Regions from separate parts of the Homo sapiens genome. Here region 2 is linked to region 1. A link is an interaction called in ENCODE POLR2A ChIA-PET data of the cell type or tissue named here. Cell type or tissue: IMR-90. All regions are shown on one strand.

Region 1 (8,000 bases):
TCTACAGTTAACAAAATGTTTCTAAAATTCTCTGAAATTATCTGGACTGAATGAATGGGTAAAAGCTATATGTTGATAATAGGTATGAAAATAAATTCGAAAACTTGCTTATGTTTAACACCCAAATGTAAAAAACTGCTACTTCCTTATACACTTGGTATGCTATTTTTAAAGTCCCCAGAAATAGGCTGAACATGATCTCAGATATGCTTTTCTTAAAATGCAGAAGGACAAATTAGCAGGAAGGGGTCAATTTAGATCCCATGTCACTCCCATAAACCACTAAGATTCTCAGAACGCAGGAAATCCTTATTTCATCCTGTTTTGGACACGTGAGATATGAGGACTTCCCAACCATAGGGTACATATAGAATCTTGCAGATTTAGGTGAGCCACAGAGGTTCATATCTGACAGAAGCAGAAGATTTCACATAGCATGGTTGCAAATTCAGCCCATATGTTCACCATAAAACACCTAAAGGATACTTAAGAACATTACTGCTTATAATATGTGTTCAACAATAACCTGGAAATTACTATGTATGCCAAAGTGATTCGATAACATGAGATTATTATCCATAATCCAAAAACTGAAAAGTTTAACCAGTGATTTAGTCAAACAAAATACAATTATATTTTTCTCTGGAGACAATCATTAGATAAAAGGGCCAACTATTTGCTAAGACCACACACAGACTGAGACCATAAAAGCATTATCTGCACACAAGAGGTTAATTGTTTGTTCTCAATATCAAGTTGCTAGAGGGGTGAGGGTGAGGCTCATACATTCAGTTCAGCCACAGAGATGTCAGATTTTAATGAACAATGTTTTTTTAAGGAGGGCCAGCATACAAACATACTTTATTCCCCTGAAAATTATTACTTGATTAATCCAGAGGCCATTTCCACTGATCCTGGGCTTTGGGACCTTATGGCTGTTCTGTAGGATTTACTGCATGCATGTGACTATTAAGGGATGAAGAGGAGGAGGGGCCAAACAGCTTTGGCCGAGTTCTGAGGAAATTCAAAGAAACAGAAAATAATTTGATATTGCTCCTCACAAGTTTCCTGACAAGGCGTTAAAAGGGTATCAATAATATCTTGTAGAGAAGAGAAAAATGTGTCAATGAGTGAGGATGGATGGTTAACAAGGCAGAAAGAAATGGAACCAGTTTGCTGCAAGAGTGGCAAGAGGAATAAACCCTACAATTCCCAGGGCACAGCAGAAGAGAGGAAATTGATTTAACTTGATTTAGTCCACTCCAAATTCAGCTGCGGCCAAAAACCATGATGGTGGAGAGATCCTATGGTCCACAAGACAGGGTGGCAGTGGGGACTTGGCCACACCCTGGCACTGAGAGGTGGGCCTCTAGCTGGGACGTCAGCAGTTCTGTGAGGCATCAGAGTGAAGGTGTGGTGCAAGGGTGGGAGGGACAGGCCTCTAGGAAGGGTCTACTTGTGTGCCCAGCCATGCATTCCTGGGAGTCACTCTACAGAGGATACTCAGCTGTCACAGAAACATGGCAGAACTGGAAAGGTGAAAAATGATGGAGAGAAACTGCATGTCTTTGAAGTCCTTGGGGAGCACACTCCTTATGGCTGAAAGGGGTATTTCATAAAATGCTCAAGAGCGAGACCCCCAAGGGCATGCTCAAGTCACAACAGATGTTTGCTGAAGTGACTTCTAAGTCTTGTGGACTGAAAAAACTGTAAAGTTTATTGCTAAATGAAGTATCCATGTAAGGGACTGGAGCTGAATTGAGGAAAGCATTTCTTTAAAAAAATGTTTGTGTCCACATTCTAGAGAATACAGCATGAAAAGGGAAAAAGGGGTAACTTTGCAGTGGAGGCACCTGACAAATATTGCTTCAACCAGGTCATGAAGGTCAACATCAACAGTGGAAAGTCACATTGATAGCATGTACCCCTGACGTGATATAATAAAAATAGCACAATACCTCTGTGGTTTTCCTTCCAAAACCCATAACCCCAGTTTAATCATGAGAAAAACATCAGATAAGTCCCAATAGATGGCCATTCTACAAAATAACTGACCAATAATCCTCAAAACTGTTAAGGTCACCAAAAAGAAGTAAAGTCTGAGAAACTGTCACAGCCTAAGGGGACCTGATGACTTAATGTAATGTGGTATCCTGGATAAAATCCTACAACAGAAAAAGAGGTAGAAACTAAGAAAATAGGAATAAAGTATGAAATTTAGCTAATAACAGTAATATATCAATATTGGTTTATTAATTGTAACAAATGTACCATGCTAATGTTAAATGTGAATAGGAGAAACTCAGTGAAGAGTATATGGAAGCTCTCTGTCCTATCTTTGAATTTTTTCTCTACATCTAAAAGTGGTCTGAAAATTGAAGTCTATTAAAATGTGTATGTCTGTATATCACTCACAAATATAAATATTAAACAAACATTAAAGGAGATCTAAGTCATTAACTTACCTCTCACTTATTTATGCAATTACAAGGACTGGTAAATCCTCTTTCTAAATGTCCTTTGACAATTCCTTTTTCCCTTGTCCCTTCTCTCTGTACCCTCACGCAGGCCCTTAATATTTTCCCTGAACTTCTGCCATCTCCTTTTGATCACTGTCTGTGACTGCAGTCTCTGCTCCTTTCTGACCCGATGTGCAACAGTCATTTCATAATTCATTTTTTTTCTAGTGTTAATTTCTTCTTTAAAGGTTTCCCAGAGACCCCACCATCGCCCTCGGTAAAAAAGAAATTCCCCTGGTCATTTAATGCCTTCAAGGTCTGCCCAGACATTCTTCTGAGCACATTTCTATCATTTCTTATGTTAACCCATTGATGCTCTTAGTGGTTTTCAGGTTTTAAAATATTTTTAGTAAACAGAGCTTCGTTTTTTTCCAAATAAAAACTTAAGTAGAAATCCAAGTTACAGATCAGATAAAGACACTGCCATAGGATGGCCTGGATCAAGAGATAACCTCCTCCTGCAAGATCTGTTGAACATCATCTGAAAAGCTTGTTTCTGAGTCAGTGGACTTCTCACTGTTTGTAGCGCACTGGGTTCCCCTGCCTTCAACTCGAATGCTTTTTATTCTTGTTTCTGCCAGTGTCACAGTCTACAATGCCCTTCTCCTGCTTCTTTCTCCATTTGGTCCTGTCAAAGTCATTCTCGTTTTTCAAACCTCTCCTGACAGGGCTTCTCTGATTGCCCAGCCAAAAATAGTGTCCCACTCCAGTGGGGTTCTTGGCCCTTGATTGAACTTCTCTTATGACACTTAATGAATGCTGGCTGATCTGTGACAGAATTATTTGATTATACTTATCCTCCTCATTAGTCCATTAGTCTGTAAATCCTTTAAGGACAGGATCTATGGTTTTTCATATCTGTGAATTCTCCACAACAGCTATCATGATGCCTGTACTTAGCAAGCTTTCTGTTAGTGTTATTTGAATAGATGGGTGGATAGAAGGAATGCCCTGAGTTTACTTTGGCTTGAACGGATGTTTCTGCTTTTGATCCTTAGCCTGTTTCCGACTCTTGGTATCTGTTTGCTTCTTTTACATTCTCTTACTTCTTTTTTTTTTTTGACTAATGACTTCCTATCTGACCACTAAATATGCCAACTCCCCGTGTCCTGGGAAGACACAGGGAGAAATGGATCTCAAGAGTTATTAGACTGCATCCCCCTCTCTTCGTGCCATGCTCTTCACCCAAATTTGAGTCCAGTGCCTGGGGCATTACAGGTATTCAATATGTGTTTATTGAAATATTGACTAAAGGAGAATAATTCGAAAAGACAGCATTTTTTTAAAAAACAAAAGTAGACTGTCTTCATAGCCTGTGTTTCTGTTGAGACTAAGCTGCAGCAACTGTATAGCTATCCATAGAGAGAGATGTTAACTACTCTCAAAATGACTTAAGGCATTCCAATTCAAACTTGGGGCTGTCTGCTTGCTTCTAAAACTTAGTACCCATTTCTGTACAAACCTCTTATTTACACTGTGTCATTTAGCCTGGTTTTCCCCTTGAATGCTGTTCTTGATAATGATTCACAAATATTTATTCTTAATGAAAATGTTGGAGAAGAGTACAGAGTGTGATGTTTCCCAGACCCTGCAGACGGCCCTAAACACAAACCTCTACAGATGGCCCTAATCCTCTACAGACGGCCCTAAAAAATCCTCTACAGACGGCCCTAAACACAAACCACAGTGATCAGAGCTTTGCAGACTGCAGCAGGTGACTCAGTACGAGAGTATGCATGCTTAGAGGATTTTGCAATGGTAATGAGTTGAAGATAAAAAAGATTAAGGGAATATTTTTAGTGTGAGTAGCTAAATTTAAAATCACATAAAGGTTATAGCCTGAATTTCCAAACTTGTTCACCTGTTTTTCCCAATACAACGTGAAAGACAAAATGTCCTATCTCACACCACACACACACACACACACACACACACACACACACACACACAAAATAAGAATGGTATTAAAAATGCTCTCCTTTTTGTTGTTTAAAATGATATAAATATATTCACTGGAAAAGATTCAAATCTAAAAAAAACACTAAACAAAATGAGAGCATTTCCCTCTTATGACTGCTTTCCTTTCCAGGGCAACCACACTTCTGAGTTTGCTGGTTATCCTTTCAGTCCATTTTACATGGATGTCTCTGTTTGCCTATATTACATTATTCTAATATACATTATACATAGATTAGACTACATGTGTATCAGTCACAATTTACTTTCAGCTGTATAAAAAATAAATAACCCAAGGAGCACTTATCTTTATGAAATAATAAGCCGAAGACTGGTAGGAGATCCACAATGCCAAGAGAGACCCAGATTCTTTATATCTTTCCAATTTTACCATTAATTGTTACTTTTACTCATACGTTTGTTACCTTAGGACCCCAAATAGCTGCTATATCACCAGCATTTTTTCACCTTCCACGGAGGAAGAGTGGAAAGGACAAAGAGCAGTGATGACCCCTCACAACCCATCAGTCAGAATACTGCCACTTGGCCCCACCAAGGTGCAAAGGCGTCTAAACCACAATTTTTTTTAAAGCTGAGCACATTGTCTTCCTGAATAAGATCAGAGGTTTCTTTGTAAGAAAAACTGAAGCAATAGTTACTGATAGGCAACTACCATGCCTGCCATAACTAATTTTGCTTTTCCCACTTAATAATATACCCCACATCCCTTCTCATGTTAGTACATTTATCATTATCTTTAATGACTATCTGGTATGCTAGTATATGAATGTGCAACTTTTTGGCTATTTTCCTACTGAGGTATGTATCTATTTTTGCTTTTTTTCTCTTTTTTTTTCTAAGCAGTGCTGATATGAGAAGCCATCAATCTTAACTTTATATTTGTAATTTTGTTATAAATTTATTTTCCTTATAAAAGCTTCTCCTACTTCCTTGTAAAACCTTTTTCCTATTTCCTTATAAAAGCTTCTCCCAATTATATAAACTTCAGATCTCGCCGCACCTGGAACTTACTTCTAAATATTTTATAACCTGCTACTTTTATTTCTTGTCTTCTAAATACCTGATATTTTAGTTGTTGGTATTTCACATTTTCAAAAGAGGATATAATCATCATCATTAATAATAGTTAACACATATAAGTGTTAATAATAGTTACCACATTATAATAGTTAACACATATAAGTGCTAGGCATAGTTCTACATGCCTTATTTTAAAATTAATTTAGTTCTCACAATGACCCTATGGGATAGATACTATTACTGTTCATGTTTCACAAACTGAGAAACTGAACCACAGAATGAATAAGACATAATGCCACAAAATTACTGGCAGAGCCATTTTCTTCAGTTTTTCCTTTTTTAAAATCCCAAGCATATTTTCTTATTTAATGTAATGGTACATTAAAAAATTGTTGAATGTTGAAAAACATATAAACCTACCTCTTATAATTTAAATCTTAATGAGAAATAGCACAGGATGAGAAAGATACATTTTCCTCCGCTTGTTCAATGTTAATAATATAGAAACAAGTTATCCATTTGACATTATTGAGAAATCATATGTTCATATAAATAATTTTTTCAGATAAAGAGTGCTTCATGCTTTACGAACACTGGACTGGATTTTTTTTAAAGGTGGTACGTATACACCATGGGGTACTATGCAGCCATAAAAAAGAATAAAATTATATCCTTTGCAGTAACGTGGATGGAGTTGGGAGCCATTATCTTAAGCAAATTAATGCAGGAACAGAAAATCAAATACCTCACGTTCTCATTTATAAGTGGAAGCTAAACATTGAATACACATAGACACAAAAAGGGGAATAATAGACAATGGGGACTACTTGAACCTATCAGATACTATGCTCACTACCTAGGTGACTAAATAATTTGTATACCAAACCCCAGAGACTCACAATTTACCCATATAATGAACCTGCACATGCACCCTTAGAACCTAAAATAAAAGTTGAAAAAGAAAAAACACAACGCTTACTGATGCCTACGATAGTCACAATTCTTTTGGTTTCCTAGCCACGAAAGAATACAGAGGGGCAGGTGCAGTGGCTCACACCTGGAGCCCCACCACTTTTGGAGGCTGAGATGAACAGATTACCTTAGCTCAGGAGTTCGAGACCAGCATGGGTAACATGGCAAAACCCTGTCCCAACAAAAGATACAAAAAAAAAAAAAAAAAAGCCAGGTGTAGTGGTGCACTCCTGTAGTCCCAGCGACTTGGGAGGCTGAGGTGGGAGGATCACTTGAGCCCAGGAGGCAGAGGTTACAGTGAGCAGAGATGGGATCGCTGCACTCCAGCCTGGGTGTCTGAGTGAAACCCTGTCTCAAAAAAAAAAAAAAAAAAAAAAAAAAAAAGAATAGAGAGGTACTCATCTTGATATCAGAATTAGTAACTTATATCATGACACAAATTAAAATGGCCCCTAAATCACTGTAGTTTGAGAATAGGATTACAAGAAATATTCCTATTCAATGTTCTCTGAAGAAAATAAAGCCTTGAAAAAACTTGAAGATGAACTTTGTAGACTAGAAATATTAAAAAAATTAAGAAAAAGTTAGATATCTTATGAATGTGTAAATAGATGTAGATACTAGTCTATTTTCTCATTTCTATCACAAAATAAAAAAGTTGAAAGTTGTCAAAGCTTATAAACACAGACCATACAAAGTACCATTTGCAGTCAAGAGAAATGCCAAGATAGGTGAAGATGCGGTATTAAAGAATAACTGCATAAAATTAACTATAGTACCTGTTGTATTACTGTGACAATTTTGTAGCTTCCTCCTGTTGCTATTACTGTGAGCTCAAGTGTTGCAAGCATCCTTGTAAAACACTCTAATCATCTCCACAGGAGCAGCTGTCTTTCCAGTAAATTTTGTATTGCAGTAAAAAGTTCTTTCTTGCAGTTCTTATGTATTTTTCATCATGGTTAGTACAACACCACAAAATTTAAATAAAACCATGGGATCCATATGAAGTGCTACTAGTGATGCTGAAAGTGCTCCCAATAAGCAAAGTCATGACATTACAAGGAAAAGTTGAATTGCTTGATATTCACCATAAATTGAGATCTGCAGCTGCAGTTGCCCACTGTTTCAATGAAAATGAATCCAGGGTGATATAGTTTGGATGTTTGTCCTCTCCAAATTCCATGTTGAAACATAAACCCCAATGTTGGAGATGGGGCTTGGCAGGAGGTGTTTGCATTACTGAATGGATCCCTCATGAATGGCTTGTTGCTGTCCTTGTGATAATGAGTGAATCTTTGCTCTAAGTTCACCCAAGATCTGGTTGTTTAAAAGAGTGTGGCACCTCCCCTCCCCTCTTTTGCTCCCACTATGGCCATGTGACATGCTGGTTCCCCCTTCCCTTCTGCCAAGATTGGAAGATTCTTGAGGTCCTCCCCAGGAGCAGATGCTGGATCTATGCTTGTACAGCCTGCAAAACCGTGACCCTGTTAAACTTCTTTTCTTTATAAATTA
Region 2 (8,000 bases), 190 kb before region 1:
ATTTGAGTAATCCTTCACTACCAGTTGTAACTGTCAACTGGTTTAATCCATCCACTGCGACACCTCTAACAGATCCCTTGTGAGCTGTAAGGTAGATGTCAAAAGAAAAAAAAAATCAGAATTGGCAGTGTTTCTCTCTGAACAATACACACAGTGATTCCTTCATTCAAATATGTAAGGTGCCACTTAAATATCCTTTAAAATCTTGAAATTAATCTGGATTTTAGGGGTGTAAGAAGATTCTTAATTATTAATACTGTTCGAGTAAAAAAACAGAAATCAGATCGATACAACATAGGTTTGAAAAGTTTGTTAAGATTTTCTGCTTAAAGGAGAGAAGAAAAAAAATTAATCTGTATAATATCCACGTAACTCTTTAAGTACCCATGACTTTTCTCTTTCAACATGGTCCTTATGATACAATTGCAGTATCTGCCATATAGGGTTGATTATAACCCATCTTCAACTTTAGCAAAATGCCCAGCACTTAAAGATTATACATACCAGCTTTCACTACTAGTTTTGTATCTATCTACATTAATAAAAAACAAGGAAAAAAATTCTCTACCTTGATCCTTGCCAAAACTTCCTCGATGTATGCCAGACTGCATGTTATATACATCTACAGTTCCTGATGAGAGGCCAATTACAGCAAAGTTTCCACAAGAAGTTATATCCACTGCCTTTAAGAAAAAAAACCCACAAATGACAAAATAACTAACATTTTTATTGCACTTTATGCTTTCCAAAGCATTTTTTTATCTACTTGTTCCTTTTTATTTAACAAAAGAACAATAAATGAATTGCTTCATTAGTTTTTTTAACATAAAGTAATTATATTTGGGTGTATAAGAATATATGCTAGATTCTATCTCCATTCTTTAAAAAGTATGAAGAATTACTATCTAAGAAAACAAAACATAACTAAGGTTAACTCAATTTAAATGTACAAAGTCAAGAGAACTATATATGGGACTAGCCTTCAATTTTTAATTTATTAACAAAGCCAAAGTTAAAACATTCCATCGCCTAATTTCTTTTTGTCTTGCCTTTTGTAACTGCTTCCACAGCTGACATAAAACCAAAAACATACCATTAGTTAGAATGGCCAAGCAAAAGCCCAAAATATTTTAATTATGACATATTAGGAAGGAAATATATAAGACACTACAGAGAAAACATTTGGTTTATAAGCAGGTTCTATAATATAATCTCATTTTAATACTTAAAATATCAATATTATGTCAATATATTTTTTCTATACTGAAAACATGAGACTGGCTACATATTTGGTCACTGCTGGAGAAATAACTGATTGCCAATGTGTGTCAGTCAGATGTCATCCACCAAGAGATAATTCAATTTACATCTAAACAGATGACTTATACAAACTAAGTAGAAAGTATTTAATGAAGGTTTATTTAACTAAGCAAAGCAACATAAAGTTTGACATACCACTTTGTCACGACATATTTACATTGCATCACATAAATATGTTTTACATACATACATTTTTCTAGATAAAGATTTCTTTTAAAAAAAGTATTTTAGATGGGAAATTACTATGGTTAAAAAGCATTTTATCTTCCTAAATGAAACACAAACATTAAGCTGACCTATTTTGAAAAATTCATAAATGTTTATGCTATGTTGTATAGTTATACAATCAAGAAACTAAAGGAGCTTGTATGCTATAACCTGCAAGTAATACAGGCCCTACATTGTCCTGCTTTACATTTTTTTAGGGGAGTTATTGTTTTTAGTCGGCCTGCTCCTGGCATTCTCTTCTTCTAATTTATTCATTCTAATGTATTATCTAAGCCAAACAAAGCAAAAATAAATAAACCGTGAATGTTATCTTTGAGTAACAAATTGTACTTTAGTGCACAGGCTCTCTATACGTATTTTTGCTTATTACTTATTGGTTACTAGCTTTGCTCCAGATAGCTGAGACTGTCAGAAAAATGACTCAACTCCAGCTAAATATCATAGTATACATACATACTAAATGTTCTATAAGTGATCCCTATGGGCTATAAGAATATAGATTCTAGAATGAATTGTCTTAGGTTCAAATCCCAGCTCTGCCCCTTACTCGCTTCATTGATCTTAGGCATGTTGCTCATAAAGCCTGTTTTACTGTCCATAAAAAGCAGCTAACCAATGTACCATGCTGTAGGACTGTTGTAAGGAAAATATGAAATAATCCATGCCAGACAGAAAGCCTGGAACAAAGTAATCACACAGAAAATGTTACCTGTGATTATAATTACCACTACTATTACAACCATTATTCAAAACTATGTAGGTAAATGTCCCTACGGGAGCGTAAGATAGAATCTTTACGGTTTAGAAAATTATATAAAAGCTTAAGACTGGATTTTCATACTACAGAGAATAGAATATACAAACTTACAATGCAATTTGTATAAAATAGGGTCAAATGTTGAGTTACACTTTTAATAAGCATTTTCAAAAGCAGAGGCATCTATTAAAAACTATTAGAACTAATAAGTTCAGCAAGGTTGCAAGATATGAGATCAATAATGCAAAAATCAACTGCATTTTGATACACTCTCAATGAACAATCCAAAATAAAAAAACAAAACAAAACAAAACAAAAACAAAACAAAACAAAAAAACTCTACTTCAGTAACATTAGAAAGAATACTAGGAAAAATGTACCCAAAGAAGTGTAAGACTTATATACAAACAACTACAGAATATTGTTGAAAAATTAAGGAAGATCTAAACAAATGGAAAAACACCCCATGTTCATAGATCAGAGACAACACTCAAACTGATCTATAAAATCAAAATGAAATCCCTATCAAAATCATAGCTGCTTTTTTTTGCAGAAATTGATAAGCTCATTCTAAAATCCATACGGAAATGCAAGGGACCAGAAGAGCCAAAACAATCTTGAAAAAAGAACAAAAAACCTGGAGAAGTCACACTTCCTGATTTCAAAACTTACCACAAAGCTATCAAAATCAAGACAGTGTGGTACTGGTATAAGAACAGACATACAGATCAATGGAAGAGAATTCAGAGTCCAGAAATAAACTCTTACATACATGGTCAAATGACTTTCAGCAGAGGAAACAAGATCTTTCAATGGAGAAAGAATAGTCTTTTGAACAAATAGTGCTGGGACAACTGGATATCCACATGTAAAAAAATGAATTTGGACCCCTTTATCATACCATACACAAAAGTCAATTCAGAGAGAATAAATCTAAATATAAGAGCTAAAACTAGAAAACTCTTAGAAGTCACAGGAGCAAATTTTTGTGGCTTTGGGTTATGCAATGCTTTAAAATGTTAAACTACGTTTTTTCAGTCAATATTATGATGAGAAACCTTGAGTATAACAAGATTTCCATAGGAAAGTTTTAAAGAGAAGATACTCTTATAAACAAGCTCACTTACTGTTGCAGTTATGTCATCTTTCTTCAACTCTTTTGGCTTGAGAAAGTAAGCGCCTATTGTAGATTTCTGATAATTCCAGGTTGAGCAAGATAGCTTACCTTGATGGCAAGCAATGATACCATCCCAGTCACTTTCACGAGCTTCCTCTAAAACGTAATGAAAATCATAAATCAAATTACTTTTCATTCTGTTATTCATTTATTACTTATTAGGCATCCAATATTTCAGACACTAGGGATACAATGGTAAAACAAACAGGTAATATCTGATAGCAATATGTTTCCAATCTAACAAGAGATTATTTTTTAATTGACAAATAAAAAATGTGTGTATTTATGTGTTTATGGCATAGAACATAACGTTGTGATATGTATACATTGTGGAACGGCTAAATCAAGCTAATTAACATACCTAACAAGAGATTCTAATCAGAAGAAATTACAATAAAGTATGACAGTGTCTTATAAGACCACTCAGGAGATTTGGGGAAAGTAAATGGCTCTCTGGATGGAGTAGTAGAACAAGTAGAAATTACCTGGGGGGGATAACATGCACAAGAAAAAAATGAACAAAACGGAGGACAGCAAGTAAGTGTAGTATCTTCTTGGGAGGGATAGGAGTAGGGCAAGGCAATCAGGACCACACTACAAAGGGTCTTGAAAGTCATGTTAAGGAGATGAGATTCCACTCTAAAGGTGTTAAGAAGCCACTAAAAAATTTTAAGCAGATGTGTGATGTGATTCAAATGTTTTTAGAAACATGACTCAAGCTCTGAGAAAACAGAAAGGTGGTCATAATAACAACTTTCAAATAGAAATGGTGCCTCTACAGTAATTTCCCATGATAGATTTCACGCAACAAACCCATTATCTATATTTTTCTTAAAATCACTTCTTTGAAAGTGGCACAGGTCAAATGACATAGTATACTAAGACCTCAGTATTCTTAGATCTTAATTAGTCAGAGCTCTATGTTCTCATACTCTGCTGTTCCAGTTCTTTTTACATTAGTGACTTTCATTATACCAGGCATATGACAGAATAAAAAGGCTATAAAATCAAATATTATTAATACCTGTTATACAGAAGAGCAAAGCCTGATGTTAATAGATAAGAAGTTCACATTTAAAATAACTCATTTTTAGTCTTCACACAAGACCAGCATGCACCTGGGGTTACCTTCTGAATGCTTATTAATATTTGTAAAAGCATTTATTAAAACAGAAAATAAAACAGCATACAGTAGGAAATAAATGACAAAGGAGAACTTCTCAAAACACAGTTTGAAGTTACTTACCTGCTGCAAACTTTGTGATGGGTGGAAGTCTCACTGACATGGTATTCTGAAGTCCTTTACGTTTAACTCTCTTTTTATTTATTAATCCTAAGGATGGGGGAAAGGGGAACATACATAGCTATGAATCCTTCTTAATAAAAAGTGTATATAAAAGAAAAGCTATCAGTCTTGTAACTATAAAGTACAAGATATTCCCATTTAAGTCAGAAACAAAACAAAGATGTTATTACCACTGTTATTTTTTAATTCTAAGAAAAGTTATTTTAGATATTGTTAAAAATAATCTTAAAATTTATATACATGCATGAACAGTATAAGATAGTAACTTAAAAATTAGTAATCATAAAACCAAGTAAGATTTTGTTGTTTAATAAACAAAATCTTTCAAAGGCTGGAAACCATGAAAAGGGAAAGAGAATAAATGATTGCTTTAAAGCAAAAATATTGGATGCCACTTACTTTGATGCTTTCTCTAAGCTACCTTCCATTTTAAAAACTGTGCACTCTACAGATAGCTCAAGTGAGGCCATGAACATCTTTTGGGTGGCAGCAGTATGTTTTTACCACCCAAGATGTCTAACTTTTTTCAATAACCTTATAGCAGAACCTCAATCACTTCTATAGCAACTTTGATGCTAGGAATCTTACTACCTCTTCCATACATGTTTATCTAGTTCATCCAAGAAAAAATAAAATGCATTGATGAAACTTCCTCCAGTTGTTTCATAGAATGTTGAAATGTTTCTTTCGTGACCAGCTTATTTTGTCTTGTAGAGGACCTACCATGTCCCAAGCTCTTATTGAATTTTTCATGTACCGTGGAAAATGACTGAAGAGTTCCATCTTGACCTGTTGATATACACAGAAAATCCCTAATCAAGCTTCATTAAAACAAGGGACTATGTGAATCACAAATTTTATAAAATTCAATTTGAAAATCTTGAAGTTACAGTTTGGGACACTTTAAAGGGAAAACCAGATTGCAACTACTTCATTAAAATATTCAACTTTTTATAGAATGCCATTTAGTAAGAACAAAGGATAAAATGAAAATGAGGTACTAATAATTTTCAGCAGACTAACAGAATTTTTAGAATCTAACCATTCTGTCTCTGAGGATTAGTAAATAGAAGGACACATTAAGCATAGATAATAACATCTATAGTGCTTCTCAAGTAGACAAAAAGGACTCTTAGTTTTACCCAGACTTCTAAGTCACTCAAAGAGATATGTGAATCTAAGTATGTGTAAATATCAAACCTCATACTGGGCACCCACATCTCAATACTTGCTGAAATAAACTAATAGTATGAAGCAGAAGCTCACTTGCACTTAGAATCTGCTGTCCATTCTGTCCATAATATCTGATATTGGTAAGAGGAGCACTATGACCCATTCTGAATCTCAAAAGTCGGCCTTCACCTGTAGGACCATCAAATATCCATATCTGCCAAGAAATAAAAACGTCAGTTCTTCTACAATGTTCCATCTGATCTGCAAGCAGTCAAATCACCCCCTACATAAATCAACTGGTATTGAGTAGTGCTTGCTAAGCCACTGACTCTGGAGCTACAAGGGAGGGAGTGGGTATTGGGGGAGAAATAAACTGTAATTCTTTCCCGCTTCACTGCAATCATGTCACCTGCTGTGCTTTTTGTTTCATCTATACCAATATCTCATTCCATATTCCTTTCATCTTCTAGGTTGAAAGCTGATACATTAAAACAAGCTTGTAATAACCCAAAGGGTAAGTTAGATGAGCCAGGAAGATGTTAACAATAATCATAATACCCTAAGAGCATTGTCAGCGCCATTTGTGACAAGAAGTGGCTCTCTATGGAGAAATGTCAGTCCGGCAATTGCTGTAGAGTGTGCATTTCTCATTTGGTTGATTAATTTTTTGTCTTCTAGATCCCAGAGTCCAATATGGCCACATGGGCTTCCAGCTGCCATTACTGGATGACCATCTGTTATTAAAATAAAATACATTAAGAAAAATACTTCTAGATCCCCCAAAATAAACAAGAATTCTTCTCTCTTCCCTTTTAATCCATAAAGTTAGAAAAAAACTATATACCAATAATCTATTCATATTTCTTTGCCTTTTACTCCAGTATTCATTCACTTCTATTAGATTAAGCTACCAGAAGACAAAAAAAATTGACTTTTAAAGTAATGAATTTTAAGTGTTCTTAACTCCTATCAATAAGTATGTTAAAAGTTACCTGTGCGAAATGAAATTGAAGTAATGGGTCCCCAGTCTTGACGAAACTTCATTAATGTTTCATTAAATTTAATGTTGTGAATGATAACTTGACCTGACATAAGACCAATAGCAACAACATCCACGGCTGGTGCCTAAAAATTAAATTATTCAAACTTTTACTTTCTTAAGCAAAATAGCTTTAATAATCCTGATGATACGCATCATTATTAGGTGTTATCAAAAGAAATAATGAAGTATCTTCTAAAAGATGGCAGAAAAACTCAGCAAGTATTACCATTCAAGCATACTTTTTTATTCAGCATAGAAGTATTCAGTAATGATTTTTCCAAATTACTTCCCAGCTTCAATTCTGCCAGTCAACATCCCATCCTCATTCCCAAAACCTAGCTGGTAAGATTTTGGAAAGAAAACAACCACAACAGAAAAAGAAAGCTATGTATAAAATCACTACAGATCACTGGACTGGATGGAAACAGAAAAAGGAGACAACTAGAAAACATAAAGGCTTGCGCTATGTGTGGCAACATGTAACCAATTACAAAGGAAGTGAAGAATTGCTTATCCAAGAAAGTAGGAAAAACCTACAAAACATGTGAAAAGGCAAAAAAAGTTTTACAATTAGTCTGTTCCAGTTCTAATATTCTATGGTTATAATGGTCTATAATACAAGTCTTACATACAGGCTCTATTATGAATTTCTCTATTTTAGCAAAGATCAATGTCCAATATCATTATAGAATGGAATCAGGCTACACGTTTTATTAATTTGTCATCAAGTGTCTACTATGCATGAGACCCTGTGTAGAAATTGGAGATACTAAAACAGATATAATCCCTTGTCCTCAAGGGTCCTAATCCTCTGATACTTATGGAGTCTTCTGGATAGGCAAAAGTGGAGCTAGGCTGATGACAGCAAGAGAAGATAAGGAATACATATAAATTGGGCAAGTATAGACAATGGATACTGAAAAAGATAAGGGTATAGTGGCTACATATGTGGCCAATATAAACACAAGATTCGCTGTAGACATGCATTCATTTATTT

Evidence for each region. ChIA-PET counts read pairs that join two places held together with the same protein. Peaks named below come from ENCODE experiments on the same cell type or tissue, not always from the same donor. Only the 100,000 strongest peaks of a DNase experiment are listed, where the experiment ranks them.
Region 2: POLR2A ChIA-PET joins it to region 1 with 5 read pairs; 2 of 35 experiments call an interaction of 5 or more read pairs at or near these places.

Annotation. Positions count from the first base shown.
Region 1 is chr5:110,912,788-110,920,787 of GRCh38, reverse strand. No RefSeq gene overlaps it. Among named protein-coding and RNA genes, the nearest start is that of TSLP, 150 kb to the left of the region's middle. In IMR-90, no CTCF peak of the experiment used is centred here; a DNase peak (open chromatin) is centred at 4,227; H3K27ac peaks cover 1,660 bases.
Region 2 is chr5:111,102,872-111,110,871 of GRCh38, reverse strand. It overlaps WDR36 (WD repeat domain 36), which reads right to left. Exons shown (of 23, transcript NM_139281.3): 7 at 6,954-7,086; 8 at 6,520-6,695; 9 at 6,055-6,175; 10 at 5,512-5,577; 11 at 4,729-4,815; 12 at 3,433-3,578; 13 at 569-683; 14 at 1-84. Among named protein-coding and RNA genes, the nearest start is that of WDR36, 15 kb to the right of the region's middle. In IMR-90, no CTCF peak of the experiment used is centred here; no DNase peak of the experiment used is centred here.